Regions from separate parts of the Mus musculus genome. Here region 1 is linked to region 2. A link is a loop called in an ENCODE intact Hi-C map of the cell type or tissue named here. Cell type or tissue: left cerebral cortex. All regions are shown on one strand. Links, peaks and the distances in the headings refer to the core of each region. The heading gives the core; the rest is flanking DNA.

Evidence for each region. Peaks named below come from ENCODE experiments on the same cell type or tissue, not always from the same donor. Only the 100,000 strongest peaks of a DNase experiment are listed, where the experiment ranks them.
Region 1: it touches region 2 in a loop (2.4-fold over the local background); 2 of 42 quality-filtered maps call a loop at or near these places.

The regions. Positions count from the first base shown.
Region 1 is chr2:119,200,927-119,210,154 of GRCm38, reverse strand. Dnajc17 (DnaJ heat shock protein family (Hsp40) member C17) reads left to right here and starts at 1,360. Exons shown (of 11, transcript NM_139139.2): 1 at 1,360-1,467. The coding sequence starts at 1,390. It overlaps Zfyve19 (zinc finger, FYVE domain containing 19), which reads right to left and starts at 1,435. Exons shown (of 11, transcript NM_028054.3): 1 at 972-1,435. The coding sequence starts at 1,025. In left cerebral cortex, for the core only: a CTCF peak has its summit at 4,311 (motif pointing left); DNase peaks (open chromatin) are centred at 1,266 and 7,077; H3K4me3 peaks cover 1,947 bases; H3K27ac peaks cover 1,301 bases.
Region 2 is chr2:119,107,997-119,117,224 of GRCm38, reverse strand. It overlaps Knl1 (kinetochore scaffold 1), which reads right to left. Exons shown (of 24, transcript NM_029617.3): 24 at 6,728-9,228. Rad51 (RAD51 recombinase) reads right to left here and starts at 4,411. Exons shown (of 10, transcript NM_011234.5): 1 at 4,191-4,411; 2 at 825-913. The coding sequence starts at 911. In left cerebral cortex, for the core only: CTCF peaks have their summits at 4,168 and 4,367; DNase peaks (open chromatin) are centred at 4,009, 4,498 and 4,601; H3K4me3 peaks cover 1,432 bases; H3K27ac peaks cover 731 bases.

The DNA of each region.
Region 1 (9,228 bases), core at 342-8,341, 93 kb before region 2:
GTGCAGATCCCGTGCTTTCTCTGTTCTGGTAGAGATGGTGGGAGGTTCGCCTCAGGATAGGGTTGTAACAATAGCTTCAATTATTAAGTACTTAGTGTGTGCCAGGCACTAAGCCTGCACCTTAAAATTCATCATTTGTTATAACCATCATCACTTACATACGTCATCATATTTGATCCTGATGCCCACCAGTATTATCTCTATTTTAACAGGGGCCAGTGAAATTACATGACCGTTCAATTAGATCATTCTTTGAATAAGACAGGGCAGCTGAAATTTGAACTCTGACACCAAAATTGATATGTAAGTGCTCCAATCCTATACACCATGAATTCGTCCCATTTACTTCCCTTGCAGCTCACAAGGGGAATGTGGTTGAGAAGAAGGCTTTTTCATTGTGCCCTGGGGAGAAAAGGGCAAGCTGTGGACGGGGCAGGTTTCAGAACAGAGAGCAACCGGCATGCATGGGATGACTTTAAAGACAGAGATGGAGAGAAGGGGAGTGGATAGAATGTAGGTGGAGATTTAAAAAAAAAGTGTAGCTTTTGGAAACTTTACAATTTCTAGGGTCTTTTCAGCTACAGCACCTCACCGAAGCTACTTTACATTTTCTTAATTTACATTATTTCTTTGTGAGTGTATGCGTGCAGACATATGCATATCATGGCATGTGTGTGGAGATCAGAGAATAACTTTCAGGAGTTCTCTCCTTCCACCATGTGGGTCCTGGGGTTCGAACTAAGGTCATCGGGATTTGCAGGAAGTGCTTTTACCTCACTGAACCTCATCAGACCATCATCTTAACCCGGAAACGGGTGGGCATCCGACCCACTTTACAGAGAGGTTAACCGGGTTACTTCATCAAAACCACACAACTGAAAAGAAGCCGTCAAACGGTCTTTAGCCTGCAACTCCCTTCCCTTCGCCCCGCGTCCTCCCTTGGCCCTTCGGCTTTCTGGGAGTACACTCGCCTCCTTCTTGAAGAGGGTGAACTTGACAGCACAGCCGTAGCACCTGCTCTCCATAGCAGTTCTCGGCGCTGCAGAATTGGTAGGTTAGCCTCTCACCAGCGCAGGGTAGGCCTCTCAGACCCTCAGGTTGTGCAGCCCAGTCCCACACGCCCATCGGCGCTGTCCAGGGGCGGCCCAGCGCGGAGAATTCTGACTTTGCACTCACCAAGGCGGGGCGGCAGCGGAGTGGGGCATGCTGGGAGTCGTAGTTCATTCTCCGCAGCGCGCTCCTCCACAGCCAGTCAGACGAGAATCGGAAGGCATCATCCCAGGAGGCTTAGCGCGCTTTTGGGCCGGCTCGGAGCGAGTAAGCCCCGCGCCCACGCACACGCTCAGACTCCTGGGAGTTGTAGTATCAATTCAAGTTTGGACTAGAACCATGGCGGTGACCAAAGAGCTCTTACAAATGGATCTGTACGCGCTGCTCGGCATTGAGGAGAAGGCGGCAGACAAAGAGGTGAGAACTTGATAGGCAAAGCAGTTCTTCGGTCCTCGCGTCAGGGCGCGCGCCTGGCTCCGGCTTTCTATGCTCCGCCCTATCCTGGACCCGGAGCGAGGGACGGCCAATGACTAAAAAGGGGGCCTCCGGGCACTTCCTGAAAGGCTTGAGGACTGGGTTAGGGAGGGAGGCATTGAGAACTCTGAACTGTGTGACCGTGCTGTCCCTTCTGCCACACTGTTTGGAGGCCGGTTGAACCTGAGAGCCCAGGCCTGCTTTTTTGCGCCTGCGCAGCATCAGTTTGTACGCTGAACGTTTTACCTGTCTGTCTGGAGGTGTTTGGTTTTAGTCTGTTTTAACTTCAGGGGGATCCTAGGAAGAAAAGTCTCTAGGCTCTAACTCCTCCCCTCAGCCCCTCTTCTTTTTCTGGATTTGACGTTGAGGCCTAGAACCTAGAGGCCTCAGTTTTCTTTTCCTCTTTTTAAGTATCAGATGTTCCAATGTTGTCAGTGCGTGCTGCTTAGCGGGTTAAACAAGAGGATCAGAAGGTTAAAGCAGGTGGTGTGGGGGTCCACTTATCTCAAGTGCTGTACTTAAGGTTTCTGTTATTTACTCTTAGATTGTGGTGGCAATAGTGACAGTACACGCAGGGGAGTTCATTGGATAAAAAGTAATGCCCACCGGGCTGGGCATAGTGATCCAAGCCTGTAATGCACTTGGGCGCTGGAGGGAGGAGAATCAGGAATTTAAGGTCAACTTCAGTTTCTTGTGGAGTTTAAGGTCAGCTGTCTTAACGTGTTTAAGGTGGGGGGGGGGAAGAGATCCTTTTTATTTATTTATTTTTTCGAGACAGGGTTTCTCTGTATAGCCCTGGCAGTCCTGGAACTCACTTTATAGACCAGGCTGGCCTCGAACTCAGAAATCCGCCTGCCTCTGCCTCCCCAGTACTGGGATTAAAGGCATGCACCACCACCGCCCAGCAAGAGATCTTATCAATGCTCTTATACTTCTGGACTGCTTGTCCAATGCTTGAGTGTCAGAAAGAGTGCTCTGGGGCAGAAAATCAGGGTGATTGGATTCTTCAGTAAAGTTGTGGTCATCCTGCTCAGAAAGCTTCCTGAAGATTTGGCTGAAGTCAAAAATGGATGTAGAAATAAATACTCGTAAAGCACAGGCTTTCTCTTTGCAGCCCTGGCTGTCCTGGAACTCACTCTGTAGACCAGGCTGACCTGGAACTCAGAAATCCACCTGCCTCTGCCTCCCAAGTGCTGGGATTAAAGGTGTGCGCCACCAATGCCCGGCTCTCTCTCTCGCTCTCTCTCTCTCTCTCTCTCTCTCTCTCTCTCTCTCTCTCTCTCTCTCTCTCTCTCTCTCTCTCTCTCTCTCGAAGAAAAGTTGATGTAGCCCTGGCTGTCTTGGAACTTTCTATGTAGATCAGGCTAGTTTTTCCGAACTCACAGCGATAAATCTGCCTCCCAAATGTTAGGATGCCCCGTGCCCTGCTTTTGGGATCCAGGCTTTTTACCTGAATGCTTAGGATCCAAATTCAAATCCTCTGCTTACAGAACAGGCACATTACAGACTGGGCCAGCTCTCCAACCCCAAATCATAATCCTCACCACCACCACCTGCTGCTTCTTCCTCCTTCTCCTCCTCTTCTTCCTCCACCACCTCCTCCTCTTTCTATTATTGTGTGTGTGTGTGTCTCAGACAAAAAAACAGCACAGAGACCCTACTTAAAAAATATAAACGGGGTTGGGGATTTAGTTCAGTGGTAGAGCGCTTGCCTAGCAAGCCCAAGGCCCTGGGTTCGGTCCTCAGCTCCGGGAAAAAAAAAAAAATATATATATATATATATATATAAACAACGAGGGGGATGGGGTGGTTGGAGAGATGTCTTTGCAGTTAAAAAGGCTCACAATACTTAGCATACTCTTCCAGAGGATATGAGTTTGGGGCATCTGTAGTCAATAGCCTCTGCAGACATCTGCACTCATGTGCATACATACTCCCACATACACTTAGACATATATTTTATTTTATTTTATTTTATTTTTTTTTTTTTAAGATTTATTTATTGATTATATGTAAGTACACTGTAGCTGTCTTCAGACACTCCAGAAGAGGGAGTCAGATCTCATTACGGATGGTTGTGAGCCACCATGTGGTTGCTGGGATTTGAACTCTGGACCTTCGGAAGAGCAGTCGGGTGCTCTTACCCACTGAGCCATCTCACCAGCCCTAGACATATATTTTAAAAAGAACCCAACTCAGTTTAGTTGGCCCCCTCAGTGAAGTTTTGTCTGTTACTCCTCAACCCCTATGCGGGATATGAACTTAGGACTTTGCTAGGCAGATGTCCTATTGAGCTCCAACCTAGTCTTTTTGCCTGTCACTCTCTTTCATAGCAGCTGACTCCCTCCTTTACAGCACTTTACACCAGTCTGCAGTTAGTTCTATTGTTATAGTCTTTGTTGTTGTTGTTGTTGTTGTTGTTGTTGTTTTTGAGACAGGGTTTCTCTGTATAGCCCTGGCTGCCCTGGAACTCACTCTGTAGATCAGGCTGGCCTCGGACTCAGAAATCCACTTGCCTCCCCAGTGCTGGGATTAAAGGCATGTGCCACCATGCCGCCGCGCTGGTTAGTTCTATTGTTATTTGCCTAATTCCTCAATACTTTCTGTGCTTCTACCTCTTGAGAAGCAGATCTGGGGGCTGGTGAGATGGCTCAGGGGTTAAGAGCCCTGACTGCTCTTCCAAAGGTCCTGAATTCAATTCTCAGCAACCACATGGTGGCTCACAACCATCTGTAATGGGATCTGATGCCCTCTTCTGGTGTGTCTGAAGACAGCAACAGTGTACTCACATAAATTAAACAAATAAATCTTAAAAACAAACAAATTATTTTATATTTTAAATTTTTATTTTCGCTTTAGTTTTATTGTTTTTAATTAGGCACGTGTGACTGCGTATGTACACATGAATGCAGGTGCCCTCATTGCCCAGAGGAGTGGATTCCCTGGAACTAGAGTTACAGATAGTTTTGAACCACTATGTGGGTCCTGGGAATTGAATCCAGGTCCTCTACAAGAGCAGCAAGGTTTCTTAACTGCTAAGCCATCTGTCTAGTCCCTATTATATTATTTTAAAGTGTGTGTGTGTGTATGTGTGTGTGTGTGTGTGTGTGTGCGCGTGCGCGCGCGCGTGTGCATGTAAGTGAGATCTGGAATTACAGTCATGAGCTACCTGATATGGACGCTGGAAGAGCCATTATATCCTCTTCATTTTTTTCAGCCCTCTGTGACTACTTGTTTAATGGCTATGCACTCAGAATGGTTTTTGCATGTAAAAAGTTGTAACAAACAAGCAAGCAAAACAAAATAAAAAAACAAAAAGCCACAAAACAACTCCATTTAAAATTTCGGTCAAAGTGTGGTGGGGGAGCTGATTCAGTGGTTAGGGTAAAGCGGACCTGAGCTTCATTCTCCTCACCCAAGTTGAGTGGCTGACAATCACAAGGAACGCTAGCTCCAGGGGTGGAGGTGGGGGATGTGCGGCTGGCTTCCTTGGGTAGAAGCTCTGTGTGGATAGCCACACTCAGATTCACACAGGCTTGATTGGTAAAGTGCTTACCACATAAGCATGAGGACATAAATAAAACCTAAGTGTGCCAGTGCACACCTGTGATCCTGGTGCTGGGAGGGGCGGAGACAGGAGGCTCCCGGAGCAGTGCTGGCCAGCCAGTCTAGCCAACTCAGTGAGCTTCAGGACTAGTGAGCCCTTGTCTCAAAAAATAGCTGGGCTGAGTGTGGTAGGGTAAGTCTTTAATCCTAGCTCTTAGGAACCTCAGGCAGGTGGATCTCTGTGAGTTCAAGCCCAGTTTATGATCCACATGTCTCAAAAACAAATAAATTAGGATTAGATACTACTTACTGTTAGGGTTCTAAGGCCAAAATAAATACACGCATATGTATATGAGGATGCAGAGAAATTGGAGTTGTTGTCCATTGCATGTGGTATGACTGTTGCTTAAAGATGTGAGGATTCCTCAAGATGTTAAATATTAAATATACGATTGCCATGTGATAATTGTGGTGTTGTCATGAGATGTCCCCCATAATCACAGGCCTTTGAACACTTGTCCCCAACTGATGGCACTGTTTGGGAGGCTTAGGAGGTGTGGCCTCTTGGAGGAAGTATGTCACTAGAGGCAGGATTTGAGAGTTAAAATACTTTAGTCATCAGCCAGGGATTACAATACTTTAATCCCAGCACTTGGGAGACAGAGGCAGCTGGACATTTGACCACTGGGAGCTGTTTCAGTTCATTGTCCCACATGTTATGTTAATGCCATTTGCTCTCTGTTGGCCTCTCCCATCAGGGTGTAAAAATCCTGGCAGCACCTTCCTGTTTTGTTTGCTGCAGTTTCTAGCTTCTAGAACAATGCCTAGCGCTGGACAGATGTTCAGTAAATACTTGGTGAATGATCGAATGAGCACGCAGTGTTGTTTTCAGACAAAGTGAAGTTAGTAGACCAAAAGTTAATGTAGTTACAAGATTATGATTCACACTGCACACTGACTCACAGAAAGGTTGATTTATATTCCCACCAAGTAGGTATGAGGTCGTCCATCTCCCTGCTTGAATCTTGACATTTGACAACAGCACACCAGGTACCCAGCTAGGGCAGGCACACCCTGACCCTTCACAAAGTCAAACTTTCCTTTCCTTCCTTCTTATATTGTTTAGGAGGATGGAACCATTTCCTGTAAACACTTCTTTTGGTGTGGCAATCAAAGCCAGGGCTTTGTACATAGCAAGCTTGCAATCTTCCACTGTGCCATCTCATAGCCTGCAAACAGTTTTATTAAGTGCCTACTGGGTGTCAAGCTGTGTCTGGTGCTGGTACAGATGTGAATAGAAATTCTCCCCAGGAGTGGCCACTTGTGTTTTGTTTCTAGCCTCTGTGCCTTGCCTCTGGGGCTATTTACTTTGAAATTTGGTGGCTAATGGTGATTTCCCAAGAAGCTCACATTTTCTTTTTAAAGCATGTGTATGTGTCTATTGTTCGTGTGCACATGAATGCAGGTGCCTGCACAGGCCAGGCACAGCGAGATTACAGGTGGTTGTGAGCCACCTGATGTCGGAGCTAGGAACTGAATTTAGGTCCTCTTTAAGATCTTACCTGCTGAGCATCTCTAGCCCCAAAGCTTACATTTTCTAATGATGATTAATTAATGATGATTGATGATTTCAACAGGCACATGCCATGCATAAAGTGGGAATTCTTCTAACCAATCTTCAGTAAGGTCAAGAATTAAAGCTTGTAATAGCTGTCATGGTTTGAAGGTGGATAGACATCCATGTAGAACAGCCTGCAGTGCTGTGAACTGTAAACGTGTCAGTAGTCTTTGAACGTACAGGCAGGTGTGGCTAAGGACAGGAACTTTGGAGTCAGGACTGCCTGAGGATGGTTTATGACTTAGCCCAGGAGTGGCCGTGAACAGTTAACTTTTCTGAGCTTTGGTTTCCCCATCTGCCCAGTGGAAGTGATGGCTTCCTCCTGGTTGCATTGTTGAGACTGGATCCATACAAAGCACTTAGTACAATGCCTGTAATCACAGTGCCTGGCACAGTGCCAGGGAGGTCCTCTAGCGATTGTATCCTCCTTGCAAGTTCTGTGTTTTGGTTTTTGAAACAGGGTTTCATGTAACCCAGGCTGGTCTGGCATGACTGATCTTCCTGATTCTCCTTCCCAAATACTGAGCACCACCATGCCTAATTCATTGCACGTTTTAAAGTTAAATACTTATCTGTGAGCTATACATCTGTAATCACTGCAACTGGGAGGCACAAGCAGGAAAATTGCCTACAGATTTGGGGCTATCCTGGTTCCTGTCCATAGTTCCAGACCAGCCAGTACTACATTTTAAGGTGCTTTCTCAGAAAACCAAAATAAGAGCTGAGAAGATAGTTCAGCAGATAAAGGTGCTTGCTGCCAAGCCTGTTTGGCCACTTTGATTCCTAGAACTCATGTAGCAGGAGAAAGCCAAGTACTGCGGATTGTCCTCCAGTAGATCTCAAGGGAAGCAGAGATCAGTAGAGAAGGGAGACAGGATAAAGTAAAACAAAGTTGAGCTTTACCAGAGTTCAGTATTACATGCGAATCAAATTGATGGAGTTTATCACCATAGACAATATCCCAGGTGGCCATGGAAGAGGTGAGTGCTGAAAAAAAAGTCACTTGGGGTTTGTCAGCTCAAACAGTGCTGTAACTCATGACCTCTGACGTGAAAAGAGGCTCAGTGGAACCATACAGGGGAAATATTTTAGGAATAAAAAGAAAAACATGGCACTGGAGAGATAGCTCGGTGGTTAAGAGCACTGACTGCTCTTCCAGAGGTCCTGAGTTCAATTCCCAGCAACCACATAATGGCTCACAACCATCTGTAATGAGATCTGATGCCCTCTTCTGGTGAATCTGAAGAGAGTGACAGTGTATTTACATAAAACAAATCTGCTGGGCTACAGAGTGAGTTCCAGGACAGCCAGGGCTACACAGAGAAACCCTGTCTCGACAAAACCAAAACCAAACCCAAACAAAACAAAACAAATAAATCTAAAGAGAAAGAGAAAGAGGAGGAGGAGGAGGAGGAGGAGGAAGAGGGGGAAAAAAAGCCATGATCAGGGAAGGCTTCCCTGAGAATGTATTTTGTTCAAAACTTAAGGGAACAAAAGATTATCAGCTTAGTTGATTGGAGGCTGGAGAGATGTTCTTGTAGACCTGGGCTTGGTTCGTCACATTGATGGTGTGGTTACAACCATCTGTAATTCCAGTTCCGGGGGATCACCTACAGGTGCAGCAGGCACACACATGGTACACGGATATAAATGCAGGCAGAGCACCCAGAAGTGGAGAAGCAGGCAGAGGGAGAAGCAGAGGGAGAAGCAGGCAGAGGGAGTCCTCGTGATTGTTTGCTGCTCACTGATCTCCAGAGATTCTGAAGCATGTCAAGACTGTCTACTGACTAAGTGTCAGGATCAGGCCAGGGCTCAGGTTCATAGTCTTTCCAGTTCTTGTATGCCTTTTCTTCTGTTTTCTTTTTGTATGTATGTATGCATGTATGATGTATGTGAGTGAGTGCTCTATCTACATTTATGCCTGCATTCCAGAAGAGGGCATCGGATCCCATTACAGATGGTTGTGAGCCACCATGTGGTTGCTGGGAATTGAACTCAGGACCTCTGGAAGAACTGACAGTGCTCTTAACCTCTGAGCCATCTCTCTAGCCCTTCCCTTCTGTTTTTAGCAACCTAGCCCTTCATTTGAAGCTTTTCGAAGGGTATATACTGTTGGTCTGTGTTTCTGCCCTGCTGCTGGGCTGCTGGGCTGCTGACATGCCACTCAGGAAAGGTAAAAACGCAGTCTAAGATAGGGGTTCTAACCCGTGTTTCCCCAGGTGAGAAACAGTGTGCCTGAGACAGGTGCTGTGGTCCTCTTAACGCCTGTGTACCCAGATGATGCTGGAGACCTTGAGGAGCTGGGAACAGGGGTGGGGGTGTAGGTGGGCCCATGCTGAGCTGGGACAGAGCAGATTGTGGCTTGGCTTTGAGTGAGTGCCAAAATTGCAGAAGGGTTTGAAATGAGGCCTTCTACAGGAGATCTAGGCTTGGCTGTTTAGGATGATGGCTCCAGGCAGTTCTTGATGAAGGAGACAGTCCTTGCTTTATCCAAACGGTTTTATTTATGGTGGATAAGAATGCATACATCTTACTCAGTG
Region 2 (9,228 bases), core at 651-8,650:
CCACAGATCCATCTCCCCAAGCCTCTCGTTTGTTCTGCTGCTGCTACTTGTTTGTGGCTTGTTTGAGAAAGGTTTAACACACACAGCCTTGTCCTGGAACTTGCTATGTAGACCAGGCTGGCCTCCAAAAGAATTCTGCTTCAGCCTTCCAACTGCTAGAATTACAGGTATGGGCCACCATGCCCAGCTAATGCTTCATATTCTTAATGTTGAGTCCTAAAATAGAGGTGAATCTTACACCTTAACAACCCCACACCCTTCGGTCTGCCCAATGACAGCCGGGGCCAGTGGAGACAGACGGAGGCTGATCCCCTTTCCCATGTGCATTCCTGGGTTACACCACTAATTCCCCATTAGCAGTTTTAAAAAAGATTTATTTATTTATTACATATAAGTACACTGAAGCGGTCTTCAGACACACCAGAAGAGGGCATTAGATCCCATTACAGGTGGTTGTGAGCCACCATGTGGTTGCTGGGATTTGAACTCAGAACCTCTGGAAGAGCAATCAGTGCTCTTAACTGCTGAGCCATCTCTCCAGCCCCCATGAGCATTTTTATACTTAGTATAAGTAGCACAGAGATTCCACTGGGGGATCCTAGGCCTTCGTTTCTAAAGTTCAGCTCTTAGGGAGACAACAGAGTAGGAAGAGAATTGTTGAGAGACTTGACCAGACATCTTTAGCTACAATCCTGTGCTTTTCTGTAGAAACCTTGACAACCTCCTGAAACCCTAATTTAATTTCTGTAAAGGTTAATTTTTTTCATTAGGTAGAACAATTTATTACAGCATTGTCAGAAAATACTTAGCAACTAAGAACATACCTCTAACCGTGAAATAGGCTGTGGACCAAAACTTTCTTCTTCCACTGAAGTATCTGCACTTGCTTCAAGCTGCATTTGCATAGCCATGACTAAAAAACACAGACAGCCGCCAGTATGAGTGAACACTAGAGAAACATTCGGGGGTAATTAAGAAGTGCAAGTTTAGTTCCCGACACACCTTTGAAGAACTGCAGCTGGCCCTCCCTATCCACAGGTTAAGAGCAACCGCTGCTCTACAGAGAGCATCCAGGTTCAGTTCTCAGCACCCACAAGGAAATTCATGTGTTTATAACTTCAGTTCTAGGAGATTCAGCACCCCCTCTGACCATGCGGACACGACACAGGAGTGTTATGTTTTCAGGCACAGAAACAAAACATTCAAACACATAAAATAAAAATAAGCTTAAAACAAACAAACAAGCGGGGCATAGTGGCACACGCCTTTAATCCCAGCACTCGGGAGGCAGAGGCAGGCGGATTTCTTAGTTCCAGGCCAGCCTGGTCTACAGAGTGAGTTCCAGTACAGCCAGAACTATACAGAGAAACCCTGTCTCGAAAAACCAAAACAAACAAACAAACAAACAAACAAACAAACACACACCCCAGGCATGTCTGACAGCCCATTCAAAATATATTTAAAAAAAAATTTTTTTTTTCACAAAGCAGCAAGTTCCAAGCTCTTCCTATACTACAGGATGAGTAAAATTCCAAAAGAGAATATTTCCATCTTCTTGGAACAGAGGAATTCTTGAACTAGATACGTACAGCAACAACAATCTAAAAGTGAACAGTATTTCCAGCCTTGAAAACGCAGGCTGGAAATACATATAGCAGCCTATGGAACGGTCCTTGTCCAGGAGATGAAAAAGAGGTACCAGGGCGAATCCTCAGTGCCACCAAGCAAACAAGAAACTGAGTGTATTTATCTTACTGTCAGCGATGAAGATGGATTTCCGGTTCCTGGACAGGTTAAATAACTACCGAAATAAACCCTTAGCTCTGACAACATTTACACTCATAACTTTGGGCTTTGGGATGTAGATCAATTGGTAGCATTTGCCTACCACGCACCAAGCCCTGAGTTTGAAGCTATGCAGTGCATAAAACCAGGCATGGTAGTTATGTCTGTAATCCCAGCATTTGGGAAGTAGGTAAGGAGACTAGAAACTCAAGGCCATTCATCCTCTGGGGTATAACAAGTTTGAGATTAGCATGGATTACCTATCTCAAAAAAAAATTCAAAACTGTAGAGAAATTATTTGTTATATACATAATTAGATGCATAATCAGAGGTGGAAAATCAGAACACAAACATAAAGAAATCATTCAAGCTGGGCAGTGGTGGCACACGCCCAGCACTTGGGAGGCAGAGGCAGGCGGATTTCTGACTTCGAGGCCAGCCTGGTCTACAAAGTGAGTTCCAGGACAGCCAGGGCTACAGAGAAACCCTGTCAAAAAAGAAAAAAAAAAAAAAAAAAAAGCCTGGTATGGAGGTCCATGACTGCCCTAGCACCTGGAAGGCGAGTCAGGAAGACGACCACAAATTTAAGGGCAGGCTGCGCTGCATAGTTAAATTATCTCAAAAAGCAGCCCCCACACCCATTCCCAAGTTCATAAAATACTATATGACCTTCATAAAATATGTGTTGAGACTGGCTCAGGTTGAGAGCACTGGCTGCTCTTCCAGAGGACCCAGATTCAATTCCCAGCATCACATGACAGCTCACAACTGTCTACAACACCAAGATTTGACATCCTCACACAGACATACATGCAGACAAAACACAAATGCATATAAAATAAATTATTAAAAAAATCAAAAAATTAAAAAAAAATCAAGTGTTGGCAAGCATATGGAACAAACATCCAATACCACTGACATATTTACATGAAATTTAAAAACAGGCGAAGATGAGCTGGGGAAGCTGAGTCAGGATGGGGAGTTCAAGGTCAGTTTTTGCTAAAATGCAAGATCCTTGATCAAAAAAAAAAAAAACAAAACCAAAAATATGGCCGGCACAGTGGTACTCTCCTGTAGTCCCAGCACCTACAAGGCAGAGACAGTAGGATCCCGAGTTCCAAACTAGCTTCTGGGTTACAAAATCAGATCCTGCCTAAATAATGCCTTTTAAAGGTAGGCCACCTTAGTGAACAGTTTTAGAAATCACTGTTCAGCCATCAGGGTGAGGGGGAAATACTAAAACCAGGAAGGATAACAAGAGGTTTATAGCATGGTAACAGCAGTCTATTAGTGATTACATAGATACATTCTTTTTTTGTTGTCTTGTTTTTGAAAGATTTTATTTTATGTATATGAGTACACTGCAGTTGTACTGATGGCTGTGAGCCACCATGTGGTTGCTGGGATTTGAACTTGGGACCTTCAAAAGAGCAGTCAGTGCTCTTAACCACTGAGCCCTCTCTCTAGCCCCCAATATATTCACTTTGTATTCACTCACGTATACACTTGTATTTTATACATCTTTGTATTTTATACTTCATTTTATTTTTATTTCTTGGAAGTTCCTTTTAGATTTCTTTTTTGTTCATGAGAATTTTGCCTGCATACATGTGTGCGTACCACAAGCATGCCTGGTATCTGAGGTCAGAAGGCGGCACTGGATCCCCTGGAACTGGAGTTATGGTTGGTTGTAAGCCACCATGTGGGTACAGGAGCTGAACTCAGTTCCTTGGGAAGAGCAGCAAGTGCTCTTAACAGCAGAGCCACCTTCCAGCCCCTGTTCTTCACTTTTCCTTTTCTGAGACAGCTCTTCCATTTGTGGCTCAGGATGGTCTTGAAACTGTCATCCTCCTGCCTCTCCCAAGTGCTACGATTATATAGGTGAGTCATCTAGCCAAGATTCTCTTTAGAAATTTGTTTTATTTCTCGGTCTTTGCTACTCTTTTGCTTACGCAATCTTTGAACTCTGGGGCCTTCTACTTCAGTCTCCAGAGAGACCAGCCACTACCCTCATTTTAAAGTAACCAAGAATCTGTTAGCCCTGGCCCTACTACGTAACAGCTGTGAGCACTTTTCTCTGATCTCAGCTTCCTGCGTCCGGACCACAGAAGTGAACCTGAAAGTTTGTAAATCCCAGCATTGGGAGACTAAGGGTAGCAGTTCGAGCCCTGCCCAGCCTAGGTCGTGACCTCGGGTCTCAAAACAAATGCTTGAAGTACAGGTCGGTTTTCTCCACAACGAATTCAGTGGGTCAGTTAGCGTCGGTCGGTTGGTCGCCCTGCTCCGCCTTTCTCCGGTTTCTCAGCGTAGAGGGGACCCACAAAGCTGGCTACGGGAGCACTGGCCTGAGCCGGCTCAAGAAGCCGAGCGGCCATGGAAGGGGTGCGCCGGCGCCGCACACTCACCTGTCCCGCGGCCACGGGCCGCTCGCTCCTCCGGGCAGCCGGCTCTGCACACACCACACTCCCCCCACTTCACCCGGCTCGAACGCGCTTCGTTGCTCCTCTGTCAGGTTTTCTACGAAAAATTTCAGTCTTCCTGGCCACACCTGTGGGAGCGCCTCGGCTTTGCCCAGGCGCGGATCTGCGCACGGCGCGCGACTTTCGGAAATCCCGCCAAATCCTCACGCTCCTATCGCTGCAACGTCATCACGCCTTTCTCCGACCCGCCTCATACCTACTTCCGCTTCTGCTGCGAACCTGACGGACATGCCGGACGGCTTTGAAGCCGAGTGATTTCGTAGGGTCACTCTTCCCTTCCTTTATGATTGTTCTGATCCGGCCTTTCTGGTTACCCGACTGAGGACTACAAGTCTGCAAAGACGATGTGATCAGCCCAGGACTACATAACCCAGAATGCACTGCTGCGGAAGCACCTCTGCAAAACTTCTTGCACAGCGGATGTGGACTTCGGTCAGAAAGGCTTTGGCCAGTTCTGGCAGAGTGTGGATCTTTGGTAGTTGGGATGGTATGCTTTGGAACCAGGTGTTCTCTTGGTCTCTGTGGGCGGCAGAGATGAAGAAGCTGGAATAAAGATAAAACCTGCGAATGGAGCCAGCGATTAGAAAACCAGTGTGGGAATCAGCGAGGTGGAAAAAAAAAACCTTTTAATTGGGCGGGGGTTGGGACCGGTGGATATAATCTAAATATATACATTCATAAAACTACCAAAAACTAAAGCGAAATAACTCACTCTCTAGTGTTTTTTTTCTTCTCTCGCTTTGTAGTGGTTACTCCAGAAAAGTAGGAGCAAAATTGAATAAAGTAAAGGTTTGTGGAGTTTGCCAGGAACTTCGTATGTTTCTTGTTATACATCTAGGTGTTTTCAGACAAGATCTCATACTCCTTGAACTCTTTTTTTTTTTTTTTTTTTTTTTTTTTTGGTTTCGAGACAGGGTTTCTCTGTGTAGCCTTGGCTGTCTGGACTCACTTTGTAGACCAGGCTGGCCTCGAACTCAGAAATCCGCCTGCCTCTGCCTCCCAAGTGCTGGCGTGTGCCACCACCGCCCGGCTCCTTAACTCTATGCCAAGAATGACAATCCTTCTCCCACCTTTGTTTCCTGTACTGCTGGAACATTACTATGTTCTGTGTTGGGGATTGAATCCTGGATTGTATGCATGCCACACAAGCACTTCAACAACGTAGCTGCATGCTTAGCTGAAAATTACTTATATTTAATGAGTACACTGTAGCTGTCTTCAGACATCCAGAGGGCATCAGATTCCATTTACAGATGGTTGTGATTCCATTTACAGATGGTTGTGAGCCACCATGTGGTTACTGGGAACTGGACTCAGTGCTCCTAACTGCTGAGCCATCTCTTCAGCCCTAGGTAATTTTTTTTTTAAGATTTATTTATTATATGTAAGTACCCTGTAGCTGTCTTCAGACACTCCAGAAGAGGGCATCAGATTTCGTTACGGATGGTTGTGAGCCACCATGTGGTTGCTGGGATTTGAACTCAGGACCTTCGGAAGAGCAGTGGGAACTCTTAACCACTTAAGCCATCTCGCCAGCCCCAGGTAATTATTTTTGAGACAGGTTCTTTGTAACCCAGATTGGACTCAGCTCCCCAACGTCTGGGGTTGCACAAAAAAAAGCCACCATTCTTGATGTATATTTACTTTGTATTTTGAGAGACACCTTAGTTAAGTTTCTCTGGATAAATTTCCCAGGGTGACATTTAAACTTTGAATCTTCCTGCCTCAGACTCCCATGTAGCTTGTTTTTTTTTTTTTTTCCCAACCCCATACAGGTGTGTGCCCACAGGGCTGAGTAGTTTTTTTTCTTTTGAGACAGGGTTTCTCTGTGTAGCCCTGGCTGTCCCGGAACTCACTCTGTAGACCAGGCTAACCTTGAACAGAAATCTGCCTGCCTCTGCCTCCCAAGTGCTGGGATTAAAGGTATGCGCCACCACTGCCTGTTGTGAGTAGTTTTAAAGTGGATAAAATTTGTATTTTATACTTATACTATTTTACGTCAAAGGATGGTTTGGTTTGGTTTAAAAATACATTGTGTGTGTGTCTGTTTTCACAAGTAGAGGGCAGAAGACAACTTGAAGGTCAGTCATCTCCTTCTACCACGTATGGAAGTTCAAGATTCAACTCAGGTAGCCAGGGTTCATGGCAGCTGCCATCTCCTCCATGAAACTTTTTTTTTTTTTTTTTTTTTTTTTGGTTTGGAGCTGAGGACCTAACCCAGTGCCTTGTGTTTGCTAGGCAAGCACTCTACCACTGAGCTAAATCCCTCTTAAAAGTATTTCAGGTGAGACAGAGGTTTGAGTTAAATATTTGACAATGACAGACCAGTTCAAGAAGCATTTTGGTTGTAGAAAGAAACAAACTGATTGATAGCAGGTAAAAAATGAATTGCTCCTCCTGGAAATTAGAATTATAATCTGGGCAAATCTTAGCTTAGAAATTTAAGAGGCAAAGGACACCAGTGGCTGTCAAACAAGAAAAGGTTTATTCATTCTCAGTTAAATTGAGATAGAAAGGGGTAGAAGAAACAAATACCCCAAGACCCAAAAACTTGCTTTTCGTTCTTATCACTTTTCAGATCTTTCCACTTCTTCAGAGGCCCAGCAGCATGGGTGTTGCTTTTGGTAATTTAGCACAACCCATACATCCCAAAATGCTTAAACTAGTCTGAGTACTTTTCTTCAAAAACCAAAAACCTAAGAACTGGGAAAAAAGATGAACTAGAATTCTAAAAGAGAACCAACAATTCCTAAAAATATAACTGTAATTGGAAAAATATTGAACTATACAATCTTAGTCATGTCTGTTCTTTAATTGGTATATGTAGCCCAGGCTTACCTCAAATTTGCATTGTAGATGAAGATACTTGGAACTTGGACCCTTCTGAGTGTTGGGACTACTGGAACTTACCACTATGACTGGTATATGTAGTACTGAGCAGAGCATCAAACTCTGAGTTCCTGAACTAGGCAAGTATTCAACTGACCCACATCTGTAACCCAATGACCTGAAGTTCCAGGGAAGCAAGCTCAATCAGATTTGAATCAGCAGGAATGTAATCTTCTCTCTGAATTTTATTTTGCTTTTTAAAGGCAGTCTCAGTATGTTGCCTAGGGAACAATCCTCTCTGCTTAGCCTCCTGAGTGCTGGGATTAACAGGTATGTGATAGCATGCCTGCCCAGCTAATATATCTGCAAAACCTCTATGGCTAAACAGAGTAACATTATTACATTTCTGGGGTTACAAATGTAGACATTAAGGGTTCATTGTTCTGCCTCCTACAAACTGAAATGATAAAAAACTAACAATTTAGTATATGATAATCAAGGCATCACCAATCAATAGTGGTAAAATATTTTATTAAATGGTGTTAGGATAGCTGCATAGCTAGCCATCTTTTCATTGCTACTGTTAACAGGGCCCCAGACCTCAGCACAACTGATATTATCATACAATGAGAATAATGATGTTTTTAGGTTGATTCATACAATTATGGTAGAAAGTGATTTAAATACAGAACTTTAGATTCACCAAGTTAGGATAGTGGGGTACTTTTTCCAAAGTTGCCAAACAGAGATGATTAGACACTGAATGTAATTCCTACCTGACAGTTCTCATTATTGTTCTTATTGTATGTAGTTAATTGGCATTAGAGAAATTAGACTTTTATTGGACTATAAAGGAGAGATGTTAGGATAATCTCTTGTGTACAACTGTGTTTGCTCATATCACAATTTGTGAATAGGGAGAACTGGCGGTGGCTATGGCCTGGAAGAACTTGACAAGGCGTCTGAATGACAATAAAAAGTATAACCACTGTGGTGCACCACATTAAGTTTAGACAGATGCTTAGGATCAAACCCAGGGTTTTGTGCATGCTAGATGAACACTCTCCTGAATGAAATCCTCGGTCTCTGTTTTTGAAATAGGATCTCCTGTAGCCCAGGCTGGCCTTCGACTTGGTGTGTAGTAGATGTAGACTCTGGGCAAGCTGTCAAAGCAGTTGCTGGCTCCTTCTTCCTGCTCCAACCTACCCATAAGATGCCTCAACATGAGCTGTTAAAATGCCAGTACCTGCCAAACAGCCATGTCTTACCCTGATACTGTCACGAGTAGCTTTCCACTGTGGCAACACATCCTTTCCCAATTCTGCCTGCTACTAGCTAGAGGTGCAGTCGTAGGAGCTGTCCATGGTGGTGGCACCTTTCCTGCCTCAGCCTATGAACTTCATGAATTAGCACCACAGGAGCTGTCCGCGGTGGCAATGTCTCCTCTCCAGTAGCTCCACAGAGGTGGTACCTCAGCCAAAGCCATTCCTAACCCATGAACCTGATGCAGAAAAGAGAGGGTGGAAAAAAAAAAGCCACCAATCCTTGAGCCAAAAAACCTACCAATCTCTGTACTTCTCACAAAAACCCACCAAACCAAGGACAGGGAAGCCCACCAGTCCCTGAGCTCCCCAAACGCAGGACTTGAAGTCTTACCAACTGTCAAATCAAAATCTCTGCCCTGAGCTGGGCGTTGGTGGCGCATGCCTTTAATCCCAGCACTCGGGTGGCAGAGGCAGGCAGATTTCTGAGTTCCAGGCCAGCCTGGTCTACAAAGTGAGTTCCAGGACAGCCAGGGCTTCATAGAGAAACCCTGTCTCGAAAAACCAAAAAAATAAAAATAAAAACCTCTGCCCTGAAAAGCCCCACCCTCTATGAAATCCTATATAAGCTGCCCCCAACCGCCTTGTCTAGTGCCCTTCTATCCTCTCCCAGGAGCAGAGGCAACCACTCCTGGATTCATCCCTTCCCTCCCAGGATATCCTTCCATCCAAGGAATACTTACAGGAGATATTGATTTTAAACTCCTGATCATCTGTGTCCACTTTTCAAGTGCTGGGATTATAGGCAGGAAGCATTTTGGGAGGTAGAGGGAGATGGGTCTCTGAATTTGTGGACAGCATGGTCTACATAT